Regions from separate parts of the Homo sapiens genome. Here region 1 is linked to region 2. Evidence: read pairs that join two places in POLR2A ChIA-PET (ENCODE). Cell type or tissue: K562. All regions are shown on one strand. Each heading gives the region's core, and the rest is flanking DNA. Links, peaks and the distances in the headings are about the cores only.

Region 1 (11,017 bases), core at 1,553-9,552, 160 kb after region 2:
AGGTCAATAAAAATTACCTCCCAAGTTACAGTGAAAATTAAATAATAACAACTGTAAAAAGTGTTTGGTAGGATTTCTAGTTTCTGGCCCAGCATGTAAGGAGGTTGGAAGACACCACTCTATCCTAACAACAAGTAAAAAGCTAAACTTAAAAATCAACAGCTCCTCCTAGATCCACAAGATAAGTGAAGTCACAGGGAAAATCACTGCCCCCAAAATTTGAGTGACCAAGAGGTGAATACAGAGAATCACAACGCGGCAAACAGAAGCTCGCAAGTAGCCACCTCCGCCAGAACCAAAGCCAGAGTAGGAAAAATCTGAACTGTAATTGACGAATTGCTGAAAGTTCAATGTAAAGAACTGATATGGTTCAGCTGTGTCCCCATCCAATCTCATCTTGAATTGTAGCTCCCATAAGCCCTACATATCATGGGAGGGACCCAGTGGGAGACGATTGAATCATGGGGGACGGTTTTTTCTGTGCCGTTCTCATGATAGTGAATAAGTCTCACAAGATCTGATGGTTTTATAAAGGGCATTTCCCCCGCACACACTCTCTTGCCTGCCGCCATGTAAGACGTGCCTTTGCTCCTCCTTCACCTTCTGCTGTGATTCTGAGGCCTCCCCAACCATGTGAAACTGTGTCAATTAAACTTATTTTTCTTTATAAATTACCCAGTCTTGGGTATGTGTTTATTAGCAGCATGAGAACACACTAATACAACAACTTTGAGAATTAAAAATTCCAGGGGGGCCCAGCTGGGGGAAGGGGGCCTACACTTTTGTTTGTCTTACCTGCAAGAGATCTATCAGGTCAGCAGAGTGAATATTAGAGAAAAATACCCCTGTGCTTCTGGCAGGAAGAGGGGAGGTAAAGGAACCATTTTGAAATACACTAGAGCATTTTGTTCTTCTTAACAAGGTCTTTCCTCCCGATAAATAATTTAACAAGAGCCAAACCTGCTGGGCTTTTATCAGAGCCTGACTGACCTGGAAGAAAGAAAATGCCCAACTCCAGCCTGCTCTGGCCACCCTGTTCCACCAAAGGTGAGGTTGGGAGGACTGAGAAGTATGCATGTAGTTCACAATCTAGAGGCATAGACTCACTAAAAGAGCCCAATCACAGGACTACAGAATGCTTCCTACCCTGCTTACACCTTACTACCATACTACTAAGGTCTTGTTTATAGCAGTTTCTTTCACCCAGTACTTAGTTTTCTAGCTATCTAGAAAAAAATACACGACATATTAAAAAGCAAAATAAAGAGTTTAAACAGGCAGAGCAAGCATCAAAACCAGAATCAGATATGGCAGGAATGTTGGAATTAACAGGGAATTTAATACAACTATGATTAATATGCTAAGAGCTCTAATAGATAAAGTACAAAGCATGCAAGAACAGATGGGCAATGCAAGCAGACAGATGGATATCCTAAGAAAGAACCAAAAAGAAATACAAGATATCAAAAACACTGTAACAGAAAATGCCTTTGATGGGCTTATTAGTAGACTGGACATAGCAGAGCAAAGAACCTCTGAGTTTGAGGATATCTCAATACAAACCTCCAAACCTGAAAAGCAAAGAGAACAAAGACTGAAAAAAAGAGAATAGAATATCCAAGAACTATGGGACAACTATAAAAGGTGTCACATATGAGTAATGAGAGTCTCGGAAGGAGAAGAAAGATCAAACTACCAAGACCCAGCTATATCTTGTCTATAAGAAACCCACTTTAAATATAAAGGTAATATAGATTACAAGTAAATGGATGCAGAAAGATATACCACACTAACAATAATCAAAGGAAAGTAGGAGTGCTATATTCATTTTAAACAGAGCAGACTTTAGAGCAAGAAAAATTATCAGCAATAACTGATAGCAAAATATTAGCAGATTGCTAAGGATTTTTGCATGTGTGTTCCTGAGAGATATTGGTCTATAGTTTTCTTTTTTTTTTTTTTTTTGAGACGGAGTCTCGCTCTGTCGCCCAGGCTGGAGTGCAGTGGCGCGATCTCGGCTCACTGCAAGCTCCGCCTCCCGGGTTCACGCCATTCTCCTGCCTCAGCCTCCCGAGTAGCTGGGACTACAGGGGCCCGCTACCACACCCGGCTAATTTTTTGTATTTTTAGTAGAGACGGGGTTTCACCATGTTAGCCAGGATGGTCTCGATCTCCTGACCTCGTGATCCGCCCGCCTCGGCCTCCCAAAGTGCTGGGATTACAGGCGTGAGCCACCGCGCCCGGCCGGTCTATAGTTTTCTTTAATGCCTTTGTCTAGTTTTGGTATTATGGTGATGGTGGCCTCATAGAATGAAAAGGAAAGGTGGAGGTTGCAGTGAGCCGAGATCACGCCATTGCACTCCAGCCTGGGCAAAAAGAGCGAAACTCCTTTTAATAAATAAATAAATAAATAAATAAATAAATAAATATTATCAGATTGAATTCAACAATGTATAAAAAGAATTATATATTACAACCAAGTGAGATTTATCCCGGGTATGAAAGGCTATTTCCACATTTAAAAATTAATTAACGGGGCCAGACGCGATGGCTCATGCCTGTAATCACAGCACTTTGGGAGGCTGAGGCAGGTGGATCACGAGGTCAGGGGTTTGAGACCAGCCAGGCCAACATGGTGAAACCTCATCTCTACTAAAAATATAAAAATACACACACACACAGACACACACACATTAGCCGGGTGTGGTGGTGCACACCTATGATCCCAGCTACTCCAGAGGCAGAAGCAGGAGAATTGCTTAAACCCAGGAGGGTTTAAGGTCATTTACTATGAAGAGACTTCAAAAAGTTCATAGAAAAATGGAACTTAAAGATAAAAACAAAAATATAAACTTTATTTCTCAATATAAGCTCCATCAAGGTCAAGACATTTTTGTAACCAATAATACCCACCATTTAGTTCATCCCTAAAGAACTGAGGGTCCTGAGAATTTAACCATGTCACTGTCACCATTTTTACATTATTAACTGAAGAAAAATGGCTGCCCTTTACAGATTTTTTTTTTTTTTTTTTTTTTTTTTTTTTTTGAGACAGAGTCTCGCTCTATCGCCCAGGCTGGAGTGCAGTGGCGCAATCTCGGCTCACTGCAAGCTCTGCCTCCTGGGTTCACACCATTCTCCTGCCTCAGCCTCCCGAGTAGCTGGGACTACAGGCACCCACCACCACGCCCAGCTAATTTTTTTGTATTTTTTTTTATTAGAGACAGGGTTTCATCGTGTTAGCCAGGATGGTCTCGATCTCGTGACCTCTTGATCCTCCCACCTCAGCTTCCCAAAGTGCTGGGATTACAGGCATGAGCCACCACGCCTGGCCAGATTTTTTAAAGTTAGGAAATAAAAGAAGTCAGAAGGAACCAAGTCAGAACTCTAAGGTGGATACCTAATTATTTCCCATTTAAAATCTCACAAAATTGCCCTTATTTAGTGAGGGTTATTCCTCTGAATAAGCAGCAGTATTGTTGTGGTGGAGAGGGACTTTCTGTTGAAACTTGCCTGGATATTTTTCTACTAAAGCTTTAGCTAACTTTCTGAAAACATTTTCATATGTTATCATTTTTTTGCCCTCCAGAAAGTCAACAAGCAGAATGCCTAGCACATCCCAAAGACTATTGCCATGACCTTGGCCCTTGACCAGGCTGCTTGTGCTTTGACTGCACCACTTTCACCTCTTGGTAGCCACTGCTGTGATTGTGCTTTGTCCTCAGGATCACACTGGTAAAGCCACAGTTCTTCTCCTGTTACAATGCTTTGAAGAAATACTTGAGAATCTCAATCTCACTTTTAAAAAATTTCCATTGAAAGCTCTGCTCTGGTTTGCAGCTATGCGCATGTTGCTTTTCTGGCCAGAAACATCTGTGGCTGGTGGCGCCTTTGCCTAGGTTTTGCTCAGGACTGCTGGGCTCATTCCACCCACTTGGCCTGGCAGGCTGCATTCAGCTCACGCTACCAGCCTGGACCTCACCCCTCCAAGGAGACTGCAAGTCAGGTGTGGAATGGTGAGGGGTGTGTGAGTGAGCATGGGGTCTGGCCACTGCACAGTCAGACACGCTGTTGCTACCATGGGGCAGGCAGCTCCAGGTGCCAGCATGGGTGCCAGCTCTCTGCGAGCCTGCAGCTGTACCAGGCGCACCACAAGTAGCTTCCCCAGCTGGCACTGGGGAATGAGTGGTGCCCAGTAGCTTGGAGATGCCAGGAACTGCAGGGCCCCAAAGAGGGAGTCATAGTCCTGGCTCAGGATGCTCCCAGGTCTGGGGTCCCTGAAGGGCCGCAGCTTTTCTCTCCTTCTCTTTGCCCATAACATGGCGAGCCAGGGTCTTGTCTCAGCCCTGTTTGTGGGGCATGTTTCAGCCCTGCTTGTGTTACAGCTCTTTTAGCCTCGCCATTTGGTGGGGCCCAAGTTCTTGTCCTGCAACCAGGAAGAATGAGGTATGCAGACAAGTGGAGGGTGAGCAAGACAAAGAGGAGCTTTATTGAGGATAGAACAGCCCAGAGGAAACCCACATGGGGTATCTCGTTTCCTCAGCCAGGGTGTCCTGATGAGTGTTCAGCTCCTAGCAGAGAGGAGACCCTAGAGTAGGGAGCTCCTCTTTGCAGGCAGGTCATCCCGTTGAGTGTTCAGCTTACAGCAGAGAGGAGGCCCTAGAGTGAATAGCTCCTCTCTGCAGACAGGCAGGCCCATCATCTCTGCAGCTGTCAGCAGGGAGAAGGTCCTAGAGTGGGTGGCTTCTCTCTGCAGGCAGGTCCCCTCATCTTCTATGATCTTCCTGTTCTCTCCCCAAGTCTGGCTGAGTCTGGGCTTTTTATGGGCCTCAGAGGGAAGGAAGTACTTGCTGATTTGTCCATGGGTGGCCATGGGCAGGCCCAAGGAAAAGCACCACAAGTTCCTCCTCTGGCCCGAGGGACTGGCGATGGTGGCCCCAGCCTTCCAGCCCTCCCCGGCTTAAAGGTGGGGCTTCACTGGGGACCAGCCCTCTTCTGCCCTGGAGCCTGCTTCCTGCCACTATTCATGGTGCCCAGGCTGTTCATGCCAAAGAGTATCTGCAGGCCAGTGCCAGGCTGTCCTCAGCACTACCTTGGCCTCCCTCCCATGCTTGTCAGTGCACAACATCAGGAGGGGGCTGAGACAGCAGGAAGCTGGCATGTAAGTGCTGCCCCAAGCATGTGCACACCCAGCCAGGCTGTGAAAGCACCCAGTCTTGGTGTCATCCTTGCTCTGAGATCAGATCAGGTGATGACAGTGGGGAGAAATCAGGCAGTGGGAGCAGTCACTTCTGAACCTCAAGGGGTGGAGCAGGGAGGGATAAGGGGAAATTTCCTGGGCCCCCAAGAGCACAGAGATGCCCAGGTCCAGAGTGGCAGCAGGGCGGCTGCAGCTGTACCCAGAGAGCTTCCACCCCACCAATTCCAAAGGGGCGGGCTCCCACTTGTCCCTGGCTACCACCAGCTCCATGGAGTGTGCAGCCCTGGCCACACTTCCTTACAGTCTGGGGCAAGGGCTCCAGGTCCTCACTGGGTCCCTCTCTGGCCACTCGCTCTGGCCTCTTGCTGCACTTATATACTTGGCAGCTGCAGGGCACTGTGGTCCCTGGCAGTCCTGCCTGAGGGGCAGGTTGTGATGCAGGCACTGACTCTGGCTTGAGGTGGGGTGGGGGTGTGGCCAAACTGCTGTGGCTGTGCCCTGGCTCCAGGAAGGACTACATAGCTCATGGGAGGACCAGGGCATCCCTGGCCCTGGCAGCAGCAGCAGGCCTCAATGTGAGCAGCATGGGTGAGGGGCAGCGGTGGGGGCGCCAACACCTCGGGGCTTCCTGGGAGCCACTGCCACACCCAAGCATGCTGTTCTCTCGCTGGCAGGTGGCTCAGCCAGCCCCATCATGGTGGCCCCTAGGGCAGTGGGCTCCTGGGAAACTCCCAGGGGCAGACTCCAGGGATTGTCTGCCTCCTCCCTGCACCCTCCCCATAGTGGTGGCAGGCAAGAGTGGTGATGCAGGGCCAGGGGTCCCACCACCACCACTGCTGCTCCTGTGGCCACTGCCCATGTCTCCTCACTGCAGCCTGGGCCGCTTGGGACGGCCCGCTGCTGCCAGCACAATGATTTTGGCACCCATTGAATGGAAAGTTTGCTCAACTTTAATTTTTCAATCACATTTGTGTAAACTAAACTAATCAAGATGTCTACGGTGTCAGCTATTGTTCCTGCTGTTAAAATAGTCAGTCCGCTTCCAGTGGGGCACAAACAAGACTTTTTCTTTACAAACTGATGTGGATGGTCTGCAGCAGCGGGCCTCATATTCAACATTGTCGTCTCCCTTCTTAAAATGAGTTATCCATTTGTGAACTACTAATTTCTTTGGGGCATTGTCCCCATAAACTTTCCATGAAATATCAGTGATTTCACAATTCTTCCACCCAAACATTAACATACATTTGATATTTGTTCTTGCTTCAATTTTAGCAGAATTCATGTTGTTCTGATAGGGGCTCTTTTCAAACTGATGTCTTATTCCTTCTTAGTGCCTCAAACTAGATCCTGTTTAGACACATTACAACAAGTTAGTATGAGTTAATTTTGGTGGAAAAAAATTGAAATCCATGTGTAGTTGTTTTCATAAGATGCATTTCCCATAATATTTGTAAAGTCCCTTCATATGTTTGCAAGTCTTGCATATTGTGGTGAACAGCTGCTTTCTTTTTTAGGGCATGACTCTTTTGGAGAATACATTCACTTTCATTTTCTACCTGGTGCTGCTCCTTTTGAAATTCTTTTATGATTTCATATGCACTGATATGAGCATTCCCTATTAAATTTTCCATCTTCTGTGACATGCTTCTATGTTGTTTTAGAGGCACGCAATTCATTCCACATGCACTCATATACAGACCACAAATTTGCTGTAAACATTACTGGAGATTGAACAGCAACACTATTACATAAGTGTTTTCTTAGCCTACTGTTCACAGAATTATTTGTCAACCAGTCCATAACTTTGCTGGCTCCTTCAAGCAAATGTGGCATTAATTCATTAAAAGCTACTGGAGTTTCATCAGCTGGAAGGAATGCCAATGCAGATAAACAATGTGTTTTTATTTATTTATTTATTTTTTGAGACAGAGTCTCGCTCTGTTGCCCAGGCTGGAGTGCAGTGGCACGATCTCGGCTCACTGCAAGCTACACCTCCCAGGTTCACGCCATTCTCCTGCCTCAGCCTCCCGAGTGGCTGGGACTACAGGCGCCCGCCACCATGCCCAGCTAATTTTTTGTATTTTTAGTAGAGATGGGGTTTCGTGGTGCTAGCCAGGATGGTCTCGATCTCCTGACCTTGTGATCCGCCCTCCTTGGCCTCCCAAAGTGCTGGGATTACAGGCGCACGCCATCACGCCTGGCCAATAATGTGATTTTAAACCGATGTTTTTGTCATTGCCATATCATGTGGTCAATCCACTCATCTGAATTTTCTGCCAAATGCATTGGGCTGAACAGTAAAAGCACACTTTATTGGTGACACCTTGAAATTCACTTTTAGAGGCCTTGATTGCACCTAATTTCAAATCTGTCACTATGGTTTAGGGATTCAGTTAGAAATTAAGGATTTGGGGATTTTGACATTCGGGATGGTGGCATCTGGGATTGTGTTTTTTGGGATTACAATTGGCACCATTTCATTATCTGTGCTGGTGAACCATAGGGTGCAAAGCATTAGATGTGGGGTTCAGTCTACAGGCCCTGCAGGCTGGATATCTTCTATTTGCCCTTCCAGATCCATCCCGCAGTACTCTGCCCTGCTGTGGGCCCAGAGTCTGACCGATATGGCCTGCACAAACAAGCTACCCTAGTTTCTGTTTAGAACATGGAGGCAATGGCAGAAGAATGAAGTCAGAAAGAGAATGTATTATACCATTCTTGCATTGCTATAAAGAAATACTTGAGACAGAGTAATTTATAAGAAAAGGGGTTTTATTGGCTCACAGTTCTGCAGACTGTACAGAAAGCATAGTGGCATTTGTGTCTGGGGAGGCCTCTGGAAACTTACAATCATGGCAGAAGGCCAAGGGGCAGAGAGCATGTCACATGGCTGGAGCAGGAGCAAGTTGGGGGAGGTGCTACACACTTTTTTTTTTTTTTTGAGACAGTGTCTCGCTCTGTTGTCCAGGCTGGAGTGCAGTGGTGTGATCTCGGCTCACTGCAACCTCTGCCTCCTGGGTTCAAGCAATTTTCCTGCCTCAGCCTCCCGAATAGCTGAGATTACAAGCACCCACCAGCATGCCCAGCTAATTTTTGTATTTTTGGTAGAGATGAGGTTTCACCATGTTGGCCAGGTGGGTCTCGAACTTCTGACCTCAGATGATCCAGCTGCCTTAGCCTCCCAAAGTGCTGGGATTACAGGCGTGAGCCACCGTGTCCAGCCAGTGCTACACATTTTTAAACAACCAGATCTCACAAGAACTCACTCACTATCACGAGAATGGCATCAAGGGGATGGTGTTAATCCTTCATGAGAAATCCAAATCTATGATCCAGTCACCTTCCACCAGACCCTACCTCCAACAATGGGGATTATAATTCAAACAGAGATATGGTGGCAAAACCGAACAAAACCATATCAGAGAATGAAGTTTGGAGAACCTGTTTTCATGCCTGCTTCTCTGTTGGTTTATACGGCTGCCTCCAGGCTTTCCTTACATAGCTACCCTCTCTTAGAGTGGGGAATAATTCCCTTCTTTGTCTTACCAGGCCTCGATGAGGATGCCTGTTACTACTAGTCACAGAGCATTGTACTGCCTCTTGTTGGTTTCCTTAATTGTGCCCACATCTCTGCACAGAGTCCCTATATTAAATGCTCCTCAAATGGGCCTGTTTGAGCTTGCCATCACCTTCCCATCTGGACTTGACTTATGCTCCTCATGTGCAGGGAGAATATAATGCACCTCAGGTGGGCCTTTCTATCTTAGATCCTTAAAAAATTAGGCCGGGCATGGTGGGTCATGCCTGTAATCCAGCACTTTGGGAGGCCAATGCAGGTGGATCACTTGGGGTCAGGAGTTTGAGGGAAGCCTGGCTAACATGGTGAAACTCCTCTCTACCAAAAAATACGAAAACTAGCCAGGAATGGTGACATGCACCTGTAGTCCCAGCTACTTAGGAAGCTGAGGTGGGAGAATCACTTGAACTCAGGAGGTGGAGGTTGTAGTGAGCCGAGATGGCACCACTGTACTCCAGCCTGTGCGACAGAGTGAGACCCTGTCCCCCCCGCAAAAAAAGGAAAAATATAAAAAGCCATAATAGAAATCATTTTCTATTCATTTCTCTGAGTAATTCACCAAGTACTGTGTCACATTTTTCATAGCTCTAAACCATTTTATAAATGTTTACATACACTATTTCCACCAATCCTGTTTATGAAGCAGGTGATCATCAGTAGCAGCTTCACATAACACAGGGGCTCTCACAATACAGCAGCATAGGTCAGCAACATCACTTGAGTCCTTGTTAAAATGTAAATCATTGAGTCCCACCCCAGACCTACTGAATCAGAAACTTTTGGGGTAGGACTAACAATCTGTGTTTTAAGAAGCCCTCCAGAGGATTTGAAAACCACTGACGTAACATGATTACATATGCATTTTTATGTGAGGAACCCCATCCACTACCCCCTACACCTCCACCCCAATGCAAAGCAATATTTTTTAAAAATTCAGTCCAGTGGGTCTCAAACTGGGGTATATCAATACATCAGAATGACCCTTGGAACTTGTTCAGAATCCCAGTGCTCAGGCCCTAAACTGGACTCACTGAATCAGAATCTCTGGGGCAGCATCTTACACGTGACTACCTCTGTGATATTGTTTGGCTGTGTCCCCATCCAAATCTCATCTTGAATTCTAGTTTCCACAATTCTCACATGTTTTGGGAGGGACCCCGTGGGAGATAATTGAATCATGGGGGTTGTTTCCTCCATACCGTTCTAGTGGTAGTGAATAAATTTCATGAGAGCTGATATTTTTATAAGGGGTTTCCCCTTTCACTTGGCTCTCATCATTCTCTCTTGTCTGCCACCATGTAAGACATGCCTTCACCTTCTGCCATGATTGCAAGGCCTCCCCAGCCATGTGGAACTGTGAGTCCATTAAACTTCTTTTTCTGTATAAATTACCTAGTCTCCTATATGTCTTTATCAGCTGTGTGAAAACAAACTAATACACTCTGCTTACACCATCAGCTGGAGACACCTGGAATAGATTACAACAAGCCAGAAGTTAGAATGCATATCACCTAGAGGGTTAACTGGTTACCGCTGAGGATTGGGAACAGAGGTCCTAGGGGAAGATCCAGCTACTTACAACAGAAAACCCTTTCTCCCTATTCCAAACCTGCAACAACCTGGAATCAGTCTGAAGGCAGCCCCCCACTTTCCTCAGAGTTGTTGCAGGTTTGCAACAGGGAGAGAGGGTTTTCTGTTGTTCATAGCTGGCTCATGTTTGTGGCAACTTTGGATGCAGATAAGGGTATAATGTTTGATCTTTTTTGAGCTGCCTGCCCACTCGTGTCTCTCATTCTGAGACTCTACTTCCAACCATAGCTCCCACTAATTGGGCATATGAGCAGGACCCAGATGATTGCACTCAACCAATTTATTGGCTGGCTAGCAACCAATCAGATTCCCTCTCAAAAAAAAAAAAAAAACAAAGTGCAGTAAGGCCTTGCTACTCAAAGTGTGGTCAGCTGACCAGCAGCATTAGGGAAATCCCTGGGAGTTTATTAGAAAATTAGACTCTCTGGCCATCTAGACCTACTGAATTAGAATCTGCAATCTAACAAGGTCCCCAAGTAATTCATATGCCAGTTAACCTTTGAGAAACACTAAGTCTGGGCAGCATGGTGAGAACTTGTCTCTACAAAATAAAAATATTAGCTGGACTTGTGGTGCATGCCTGTAGTCCTAGCTACTTGGGAGGCTGAGGTGGGAAGATTGCTTGAGTCCAGGAGGTTGAGGCTGCA
Region 2 (11,017 bases), core at 1,004-9,003:
CTGAGTTGACACATTGACTCAACTGACTAGACCATTTATTCACAATAGTCCAGCAGTTTTTATGTGTTAGACACAACAGACACACTTACGAGGTAAAGTGGTTGTACTCAACCATAGCTGTGTATCCGAGTCTCCTGGGGCACTTTTTAAAACAATGCAGATTCCTTGGATGTAGTATAGACTCAGTCAATTTAAATCTCTAAGAGGGCGATCAGGACATATGTTTTATCTTCTCTTTTTTTTTTTTAAGTTTCACAGAGGATTGAATATACAGTTAGGATTAAGAATCACTGAGATGAATGATTCTATGCCACTTACAATAGACATAAGTAAGGCTATTATTAAACCAACTCATATAAATTATCATCCATCCAAGTCTTCATTTTGCCTATGTAAGATAATTTTTAATGATGTCTAAATGTTTAGATTGTTTTAAATTCAGAAATCAGGGAAAAATAATAACAAATAATTTTTTAGTCGTTGTAACACTTTAGTGATCCCCTTCAAATTGTCAAGGAAGAAGAAAGTTAACATTGGTGTTGAGACACCAATGAAGAAATTAATGGCTTGAAAATAAAATTGGAGGAAATTATTAAACTTATCCTTAAAACTAAGTTGTATAGTAGCAACTTAACTGCCACAGTAACAATGTGACTCTCGTAGGTGAGAGCTTAGGATCCCTTGGAGGACACTAGCAGGTTTATAACCTATGAGTCATATCACGAGAATCACCGGTCCAGAAAATAAAATCTTTGACATTCCTTGAATAAACTCTATCACTTTAATATGGAGGATCCAGGAACTGTAAAATTGGAAATATGAAATCATCCTGGAATGGCTTCTAAGAAGCCTTAAAATATGCCATTAAGTATGAAGTCTTGACTATAATATCTAAATAATAAAATATACAGACCTTGGTTTTGAAAATGCAAGTAGAGTTAATATTTTGCTGGGCTGTAACCATATTTATTATTACTTCACTTGTACCAAACACATATACTTAAAGAAGCTGAATTTGTGCAATAAACATTCAGCAAATCCAGTTATGACATTGTGCCCAGATGTTCCTGAAGGGTCATTTGGGGAAGTAGTGAATTCTGTTGGTTTCCACAAAGTCTCCTTTCCTCCTGTTGGAGCTTTGTTTAATCTAGTTTATCCTTACCTTATCCTAGTCTATCCTACCTGAAGAGGCAGGTAATCATAAAAACAAATGAGACTTCACTGATTTGTCACTGACTTCCTTACAAAGCTGTATGAACAGCAGCAGGGTAAACAGAATTGATGCAATTATCTGAAAAAATGCAGGGCAGAAAACAAATCACAATATTGAAAGAAAAATGAATAATCTCTAAGAGGATTATCCAAATTGATCATGTCTTTGGTTGAATTTACCGCTGAACGCTTTCTAGATCCAAACCCTGCTTTTCTTAATGTAACTTAGATATTCACAAATCCTACTTGAGGCAGGAAGTCAGTCCTCACTTTTAACGCTTAAAGACCACAATGGACTTTTATAAGATATCTCGATTTTTAAAGTGGAGTTTCTGGGCTGATATAAAATTTATTTTAGGGAAATACAAATATGGGACATTTTTGCATGAAAGAGAGAAAGGAGAGACAGGAAGAAAGAGACACAAAGAGATAGAGACGGTAAGAAAGACACTGACAAAGTAAAGGGGGAGGAGAGAGAGAGACAGAGACAGAGAGAAAGATTGAGAGATCAAAAACATCACTCAAGAAAGCAAGAGGAGAGAATAATTGAGAGAAACGCAGAGAGACAGAGGCCCAGAGAAACTGAAGAAAGAGGTAGCGACTCAGGGGGAAATAGAGATGGAGACTCAGAGAGAAGGGAGAAGGCACAGGGAGAGGATAGGACCCGCGAGAGAAAGCCTGAGCGCGCGCTGAGACCCACCCAGCATTTTCACGGTTTGCTTGTGGTTCTGGTCCCTGAGCGAGGCACCCACGACAGCATCGCCGCGCCTCCTCCGCCACAGCTTCCTGCCGATGAGACTGTAGAGGACCGTGAGACAGAAGACAGGAAGGAAGAAGAAGATGCTGGACACCCACACCATGACCGTGAGCAGTCCAGAGCGCACCGCAAACTCGGTGGGGCGGCACTCGTTGGTGTCCCAAGGGTCGGTGCCGTTCTCGTGCTCCACCCCGACTAGCACGAAGATGGGCCCGGCGCTGCAGAAGGCCACGGCCCAGATGACGAAGATGACCAGCTTCACCCGCCCCTTGGTGACCACCACCTTGGCCCGGAGTGGGAAGCAGATGGCGAAGTAGCGCTCGACGCTCAGCGCTGTGATGGTGAGCACCGTGGCGTAGGTGCAGCTCTCACTGACGAATTGGAAGAGTTTGCAGAGGAGGTCGCCGAAGTTCCAGGGCCGGTACTGCCAGAGGCGAACGAGGTCCAGGGGCATGCAGAGGAAGATGAGCAGATCGGAGAAGGCCATGCTGGACAGGTAGAGGTTGGTGGTGGTGCGCAGCTCGCGGAAGCGCGACACCACCAGCATGGTGAGCAGGTTGCCAGCGATGCCCACCACGAAGAGTGCCACGCAGGTGGCTGTGACGCCCGCCAGCAGCGGCGCGGGGAAGAGCTGCAGCAGCTCGTCGCCCAGCGAGTCGTTGCCGGGGGAAGCATCCCAGTCCAGGTCGGCCAGTGTGAGGTTGAACCCCGGCTCTTCGCTGGGCGTCGCGTTCCACATGCTGCCGGCTCAGCTGAACAGGCTCTGGGACGTGACTGCGCTGGGAGGCTGGACCGAGCTGGCTCCCGAGGAGGTCCGCTTAGGCGCGGGAGGGTGCGAGGGAGGAGCGGGTGCAGACGCGTAGGGAGGATGCTTGGAGAAGAAAGAGAGGGAGGTGAGAGGCAGAAGCCGAGGAAGAAGGTGAGATGGGGACAAGGAAGAGGGAGAGAGACTGGTGGTCAGTGGGTGAGAGAGTGACCCACTGCTTTCTCTGACACCTCCCCTTTCCCCCACCAACTCCCCCAAAGTTTCTCCCAACACATCCTCCGGCCGGCGCCCACACGCATACCTGTCACCAGCCCTGCCTCGCATTTGCGTTCTCGATCCAGTTCCATCTCGCACTTCCCAAAGCGTCGCAGCGAGTGGGGACCGCAGGGACCAGGCGCCGCGAAGCGGGAGCGTGAGGCGCTCTCTCCGAAGCCCTGGGCGACGCTGGACTAGTGTGCCCCGGAAGGACAGGTCACACCCGGGGGTGGGGGTGAAGACGACGGTGGCGGTGGGGAGGACACCTTTAGCAGCTGGGACCTGATTTCTTCCTCCACAAGGCTGCAGCTGGCTATGGCCCTGGTGGAAAGAAAAAGCGAGCTTGACCAACTCGACTTGGGAAGGGGGATAGAGAGAGAAAAGAAGGACCTTGTGTTTGTATTCATACCGGTGAGCACCAAAGAATAGTCTCACGCAGTTATAGGACCCAGGTTCAGCGATGTGACTACTTGTCCAAGGTCACACAGCGAGCTGGGGACTCGGGGACCAGTGTCGGATCTCCCACCCGGTTGGGACTTCTGAGCGCACAGGGGCAAGATATGTGAGTAAACCCTGTCCAGAATCCCAGTCCTTTGTATCACTCGGTAGTGGTAGAGAGTCTGCTGTAGGGTATATTACTTTTGCTTGATGCAAACCTGGTGGCGGGGTGCCGAGGTTGGTCAGGGAGGGAACAGGAGAAAGGAAAAAGGCAGGGTTGGAGGTGTGTGGAGGCGGCAAGTGAAGAAGAGGCTGTGAGGCTGGCGCGTCGAGAGTGTGCAGGAAACATTTTTTGAGGCATAACTGAGAGAGATCAGCCATTTAGTAGCCGTATTCCCTTGGGCAAGGTCTTCAACCTCCTGAGCATTACGTCTTTTTCTTTGAATTGCAATGATTTGTGCGGACCACTGGGGGTGATATCAAGTGTCAGGGACCACCGGAGGCACTCAATAAATAGAAGACGCGTTGCTGTTGAGAAGTAGAAGCTGTGCCGGTGGGAACAGGTCAAAGGCCACCCCTACACTAGCAAGGTGACCCTCTGGACGCGGTCTGTGCGTCTCCTGCTCAGAGCCAGAAATCAGCACCCGAAGGCATGAGACTGCCAGTTGCCAGCGAATTCACAAATCCGACCGGCCCCTCCCGGCCCACCGACCTCGGGACCGCCCCAGGAACATATTCAGCACTGTGGCCAGCGCCACATCCATCCTACCGCAAAGCGCCGCTGGAGGAATGGCTTCCCTGTCACTCCCACCGTTTTTAACTTGCGCTTCTAACGCCTCAGTCCTACCCCACGGAGGAGCAGGGCAGACTCCCACGAAGCACAGGCCGGCGTTAGTCACTGCCTTGACCATACACATCGGCGCTCACCCGATGAGATACCACGTACTGTGTATGAGAGAGTATCCCCCTCAGTTGAATGCGTTTGTACTTGCCTTTCACAGACAGTTTGTACCACCTCTACTACCTAAATTGTTAATACTTAAAAGTCCACAAAGACCTAAGACTGAATGTGTGCACAAATGCGTGAAAGACTCCATGCAGTAAATTACTACATGAGAGAAGTTTGATACAGGAAATTTAACATAGTGGTTTGGTTGCCGCTGGTGTGTTAGACATTGGACCAAACTGAGTTTTGTTTCGTTTTGCTTTGTTTTGTTTTGTTTTGCTGGTTTTGTTTTGTTTTGTTTTGAGACGGAGTCTCCCTCTGTCGCCCAGGCTGGAGTGCAGTGGCGCGATCTCTGCTCACTGCAACCTCCGCCTCCCAGTATTGGATCTCCCACCCGTTTGGACTTCTGAGCGCATAAGTCCAGGTTCAAGCAACTCTTCTGCCTCAGTCTCTCTAGTAGCTGGGACTACAGGCGTGTGCCACCACGCCTGGATAATTTTTTTTTGTATTTTTAGAAGAGACAGGGTTTCACCATACTGGCCAGTCTTGTCTCGAACTCCTGACCTCGTGATCTGCCCGCCTCGGTCTCCCAAAGTGCTGGGATTACAGCCGTGAGCCACTGTGCCCGGCCCCAAATTGAGTTTTTAAAACATTAATTTCAGACTACTATTTTTTAAGTATTACAACTAAGTCAAACTACCAATTACAAACAAGTTTTTATTTAATCAATAACTTTGTTACTCCCTGACCTATATTATCAGTAGGTTGATGTATGTGGAAAGAAAGGGAGAGAAAGTGGACTGGGATAAATCAGAATACTATGGGAAGTTATTGCCTAAGACTGAGAATCAGGAAAATATTGTTGGATATATTTCTAGTCTACTCAGTGCTAAAGCTATGGCTGATAGTTGAAAAAACTGAAAACAAAAACCACCAAAACTATTGTGATAAAAAAAATTTTCATGTTAGCTAAAATAGCCAGCCATTTAATGGCACTCAACCAGTTTCTAAAATATAGACAAATCTATATTGCATGACCAAGAAGAAACAGAGGGTGCTATTGTAGTTGCTCTATTTATTCACAACATGTGAAATATTATGTAATACCGTATATAAAACTATCTCTAGTAAGTGGTAGGTACTAGGATAACAAAATAAATAAAACCCAGACAGATCCTATATTTATAAACTTATAGTCTAGAGAGAAAAATACAGTTAAATAAGTAATGCTAGTACAGTATTGATAGGTGCATTTAAAGAGGCATGTACAATGAGCCCTGTTGGAATTCAGAGAATGAATGAACCACGTGGAGGCTTTAGGGAAGGCCTCTCAGAGGAAGCAGCATCTGAGCTGGATCTTGGAAAAGTTCAGTTCCATCAGAAAAAGGAAAACTTGCTCAACCATTCAGACAACGGACACAAAAGCATTTTGGAGTGACATTCAGTATGCCTTGTTCTATGAATGGTGTAAAGAGTATTATTATTGACTTGTGGATTTTTATATAGTAAGTGCATACCAATCAGTTACGGCGATTGTTTTCTTTTAGACACTCAAATTGTCCCATCTTTGGCCAATGAGATCCACTTCAAGTTGGTTCCAGGGTCCTTTTGACATAACTCACTTAGATTTTTAGAGCTTACATGCTGTGTTTTGTGGCACAATGAGATGCCTCAAGCTCACCTTGTAAATTCTCCACACTATACCTAGGAGCAACCATTATTTCAAGAATCCCTGGTATCCGCAGTGGGAAACAGCATTTAGAGACCAACATTTGGGCAGTGGGGTTGGTTATTATCCCTGGAGCATTATGGTCTAGGTTCTGCAGACAAAGGTAGGATATATACATATGTATACACATTATATGTATATTCTATACATATAAATAAAGTTACATAGTTTCCATTATGAAGATGTACCTTAGTTTCATTTAACCAGTTTATTGATAAATATTTGTGAGTTTTTAATAATCTTTTATTGCTATAATATATATATTGCTATATATTCTATACATATATATGGTGTGTATATATATAGGCTATGTACTATATACATATATATACACATATATAGATGAGTGTGTGTATAATCATTATCATCTCACAATATCTAGATATCTATAAATCATGAGATGATAATTATGATACTGTAGATAAATCAGACAGACCCTGAGCAGATGAACAAAACTAACATCACCACTATGATACCCTGGGAAGGACACAATGTCACTTATATGCATTCCAGCTAGAAACGAAGAACCTCAATCTAATCACAAGGAAACATCAGACAAACTCAAAATGAGGAATCATTTATTTAAAAAATTATTCCAAAAATTTCAATGTTACATAAGACAAAGGAAGACTGAGAAAATGTTCCAGAACAAATGACACCAAAGAGACATAACAACTAAATGTAATTTCTAATTTTAATTTCTGATCAATGTTCGGTTTATTGAAGTTGACAGCTACATGGAAGAGGATGTTCTTATTCTTAGAGATGCACACTCAACTGTGATTTATGCAGCTTACTCTCAATTGTTTCAAAAAAATCATGTGTGTGTGTGTGTGTGTGTGTGTGTGTGTGTGTGTAGATAGAGCAAATGAGGAAGCAAATGGGGCAAAATGTTAATAACAGGTAAATCTTACGAAACGGTAAAATGATTTTCTTTGCACTATAATTGCACATTTTCTATAAGTTTAAAATTACTTTCAAATTAAAGTTCAAAACTCATACATTTGTATAGATATTTCTGATTCAATTTCCAATTATTAACTTCTTTGAGTTGATATTTATACTGAACATCTTGTTTCTAACAACATAAACATAATTATCTTATACATAAAATGATTTCAGACTAATAACGTCAGCATTACCACTAATAATAAAATTGACAAATGAAGTTTGAGATGTTTTTGCAGTTCTCTTTTGTCCTTACAGTATATCCCACTAAGTTTGTACAATTGCTGTATTTTCAAATTACTTGAAACAATGTTTTTCTATGTGTGGTTATTTACCAATTTGATACATGGTTCATTTGTTTCCATTACTTTCAATTTTTAAATTTTCTATTTATTTTTAAATTTTAAATTTGCTTTAAAATTTTAGTTTTTAATATATAAAACATTTTCTTGATCTAACAATTAAAATGTTAAAGTATGGTTCTAAATTTAAAACTTTAAACAAAAGTATACCCAGGAAAATGTTATTTTCTTTTCCTACTTTTCAAAAGATAACATTTAAAAATTTTAGCTTCTAATTTATCTGTCGTGTGTGTTTCTTTTTCTAAGTTTATGTGTGTGTGTGTGTGTGTGTGTGTGTGTGACCTACTAAAAGGTAGTATACCATACATTCATACCAGACTGTCTTCTGTGTTGCCTTTTCAATTTAATATTATATCCTGGGATTCTCTCATAGCAATTTTTTAATGTTTTCTTTCAATAATCCACCTAGAGAAAGTTACACAGTTTCCATTTATGAAGATGTACCTTAGTTTCATATAACCAATGTTTATTGATGAATATTTGTGTTTTTAATAATCTTTTATTGCTATAAATGATAATGTATATATCATTTTATATGTGTACAGCTGTATTACAAAATAATATAAAATAATTTAATAAAAGAAGAGATGATACATGGCGGTATACAAATCATTGAATGGCACAATACAGCATGGAGACACAGTGTATAGTGCCTGATCGTCAAGTCTGGGCTGTGAAAACATATATAGAGAAATTTGGTATGAAGTAACAGATACAACATTACATTATATTCTTATAAGTGGGATTGTTGAATCAAAGGGTCAAAGTACCTGTAATTTTGTTATATATTGCTACATTCCTCTCCATGGGATTGTATCACCTTTTATCTTCACTAGCAATGGATGAGAGTGCCTGATTTCTCCCAGCCTCTACCATAGTGTTGTCAACTTTTGAATTTTTGCCAATTTAATTGTTAGGTGAGAAATGGTTTCTCATTGTGTTTTTCCTTTGCATTCCTTTATTTTGAGTGAGATGAGCATATTTTCATATGTTTAAGGGCCATTTGCTTTTCTTTTCACGTGAACTGCTGGACTATGACTTTTGCCCATTTTTCTATTGGGTTGTTTTTCTGCTTTTAAAAATTGATTTCTAGGAGCTCTTTCTGTGTTGGAGAGATAGTCCTTTGGAAGAACATAAATAGAAAATATTTTTTCCCAGCTGTTCATTTGTCTTTTCAATTTTACTTATGGGTATTTTTCTTTATTTGACACACACAAGTTTTAAATTTCTGTGTCATCAAATTAGTCAGTCTTTGTTGTTATTGTTTCTGGATTTTGAGTCATATTTATGCAGGCTTTACTCACTGCTAAGTTATAAAGGAATCTGTGTTTTGTTCTATTATTTTTTGGCTTTAGTTTTTAACACTTATATTTCTGAATCCATTTGCAATTTATCTTGGAACATGAAATGATATATGGATCCAATTTTATCCTTTTCCAAATGGTTACTCAGTTGTTTCAGCATCATTTATTAAAAAGTTTGCCTTTTCCTTAATAATTTAAGGTGACTCTTGTCTTGTATTAAATTTCTATATGTATTTTCAGAGCCCAGTCTCAACACTCAGGCACTATATACTGCCTATCCATGCTGGATTTGTACCACTCAATGAATTGTACACTGCCATGTGCCATGTACTCTTTAATTATTAAAATTTCACTTTTTGATACCATATTTCATGTATTAATCAGGATAAAGATTGGATACATACATCAGGAAACCTAAAAAAGAGACTGAAAAAACATAAAATCTTATGGATTCATTTTGCTTCTAAGGGAAATCGGAATATAGACTGCCCAGGACTCGTATCAGGAACTCATGCTCCTTTTGCCTCTCTGCTCCACCATCCTTTGTGAGTGGCTTCCAATATCAAGGTTGCTTCCTGGCTCAAGATTGGTGCTGGAGCTCCCAGTCATCTAAATGAGTTCCAGGCAAGAAGAAACAGAGAGGCAGGGATAAAGAGCTTTCTTAAAATTCTGACTCAAAACTCTCACGTTACATTGGCCAACTCCATTTTCAAGAGAGGCTGGAAAATACACATTTATAGCAGGGCACGTTATCACTCCCAGGGTTCTAGATTTGAATAAACAATTTACAGTTTCTGCCATGTTTCCCAATGTGACTGTAAGTAATTTGAAAGCAAAGACATATTTTTCTTTAGATGACCTAGTACAATGTCTTGTAGGTAGTAGAGCACCTAAAACAAACATTTCCTGTGTTGATTAAATTTATATTTCATTTTAATAAAAATATAGAACATATAAGAAGGCTTATAAGGAAATTTAAACACTATATTGTACTTTTCATAAAATATATCATTTATTTTAATGTTCTATTCAAGCTTTGAACACAATGTACTAATATATCTGGCTTCATCACTTATACTCTCTCTACCACATCATGTAGCCTCATTTAAATAATGTCATGTACATATTTCAAAGCAAGAAGTACACATTGCTCTTTCCAGACCAGCAAGCTGTAAGAATGTATATTTAATATCAAGTATATCAACAGAGGAGTAGAAATATATATCTAAAATAATCTTCGCATTCAAGTACCTTAAAAATCATCAGCAGCATTATTTTTTAAGAGATAGGATCCTGCTCTCTAGCCCAGACTGGCATGCAGTGCCACAATCACAGCTCACTGCATTCTCGAACTCCTGGGCTCAAGGGATCCTCCCACCTCAGCTTCTTAAGTAGCTAGGACTGCAGGTGCACACCACCAGGCTTGGCTAATTTTTTTTATTTTTTGTAAAGATGGAGTCTTGCCATCTTGCCCAGACTGGTCGGAAACTCCTGAGCTCAAGCGATCCCCCTGCCTTGGCCTCCCAAAGTGGTGAGATTACAGGTGTGAGCCACCACATCCGGTAAAAATCATTTTCTAATTAGCAAATGAGACCTATTATCATAAGTAATCACTATGAAAATTAAAATAATTTTACAATTTAGAGATTCATTTTAAAATCTTTGTGATTTTCTGACTATAGAAGTAACATGTTTCTTAAAAACTCAAACATGTTAGAAAGTCTCCTATACCCATCTCTTTTTGAATTTTCCCCATAGATATTTCAGTGGGACTTTCCATATTTTTACTGATACTCATACCACTAGTTTTGCATCTGATATTAAGCATTACTACTTTTACCTAGTCCTTTAAAGCCTAGTTAATACCAGAATTTATCTATTAATAGTTATCAAAGTTACATATAGGTTTATAATTTCAAATACTTATACAGGGCTTATTAAACCATATTGGCACTGATTTATGCATTATGCATTATTATGTATTGGTATACTGTTATGAAAGAAGCTTATTTATTTCTTTTATACTCTCAACTCATGAATCACCCATATATGGGTACACGCACACACATACACACACACACACACACACACACACACCCTCCCCTCTTTCATCTTCCAAATGTAATCATACTATAATTTTGGGATTAGATTTATCCTCAATATTCACATTTTATGCTGATGTAGATATTACTAAATCTGAACCACATAGTACACTGTGATAATATTCTCCTTTCTTGAAACACCTTTTGTTTTCCTTGGTGTTATAACCACCTTATTGGATGATTTGCCTAGTTTCTGAA

What was found. ChIA-PET counts read pairs that join two places held together with the same protein. Peaks named below come from ENCODE experiments on the same cell type or tissue, not always from the same donor. Only the 100,000 strongest peaks of a DNase experiment are listed, where the experiment ranks them.
Region 1: POLR2A ChIA-PET joins it to region 2 with 5 read pairs; 4 of 35 experiments call an interaction of 5 or more read pairs at or near these places.

Annotation. Positions count from the first base shown.
Region 1 is chr3:172,609,413-172,620,429 of GRCh38, forward strand. No RefSeq gene overlaps it. Among named protein-coding and RNA genes, the nearest start is that of LINC02068, 19 kb to the left of the region's middle. RefSeq lists an enhancer at 3,571-4,072. In K562, for the core only: no CTCF peak of the experiment used is centred there; no DNase peak of the experiment used is centred there.
Region 2 is chr3:172,445,706-172,456,722 of GRCh38, forward strand. GHSR (growth hormone secretagogue receptor) reads right to left here and starts at 2,751. Exons shown (of 2, transcript NM_198407.2): 1 at 1,913-2,751. The coding sequence starts at 2,708. RefSeq lists enhancers at 1,910-2,677, 3,629-4,129, 4,130-4,630. In K562, for the core only: no CTCF peak of the experiment used is centred there; a DNase peak (open chromatin) is centred at 4,176; H3K27me3 peaks cover 3,320 bases.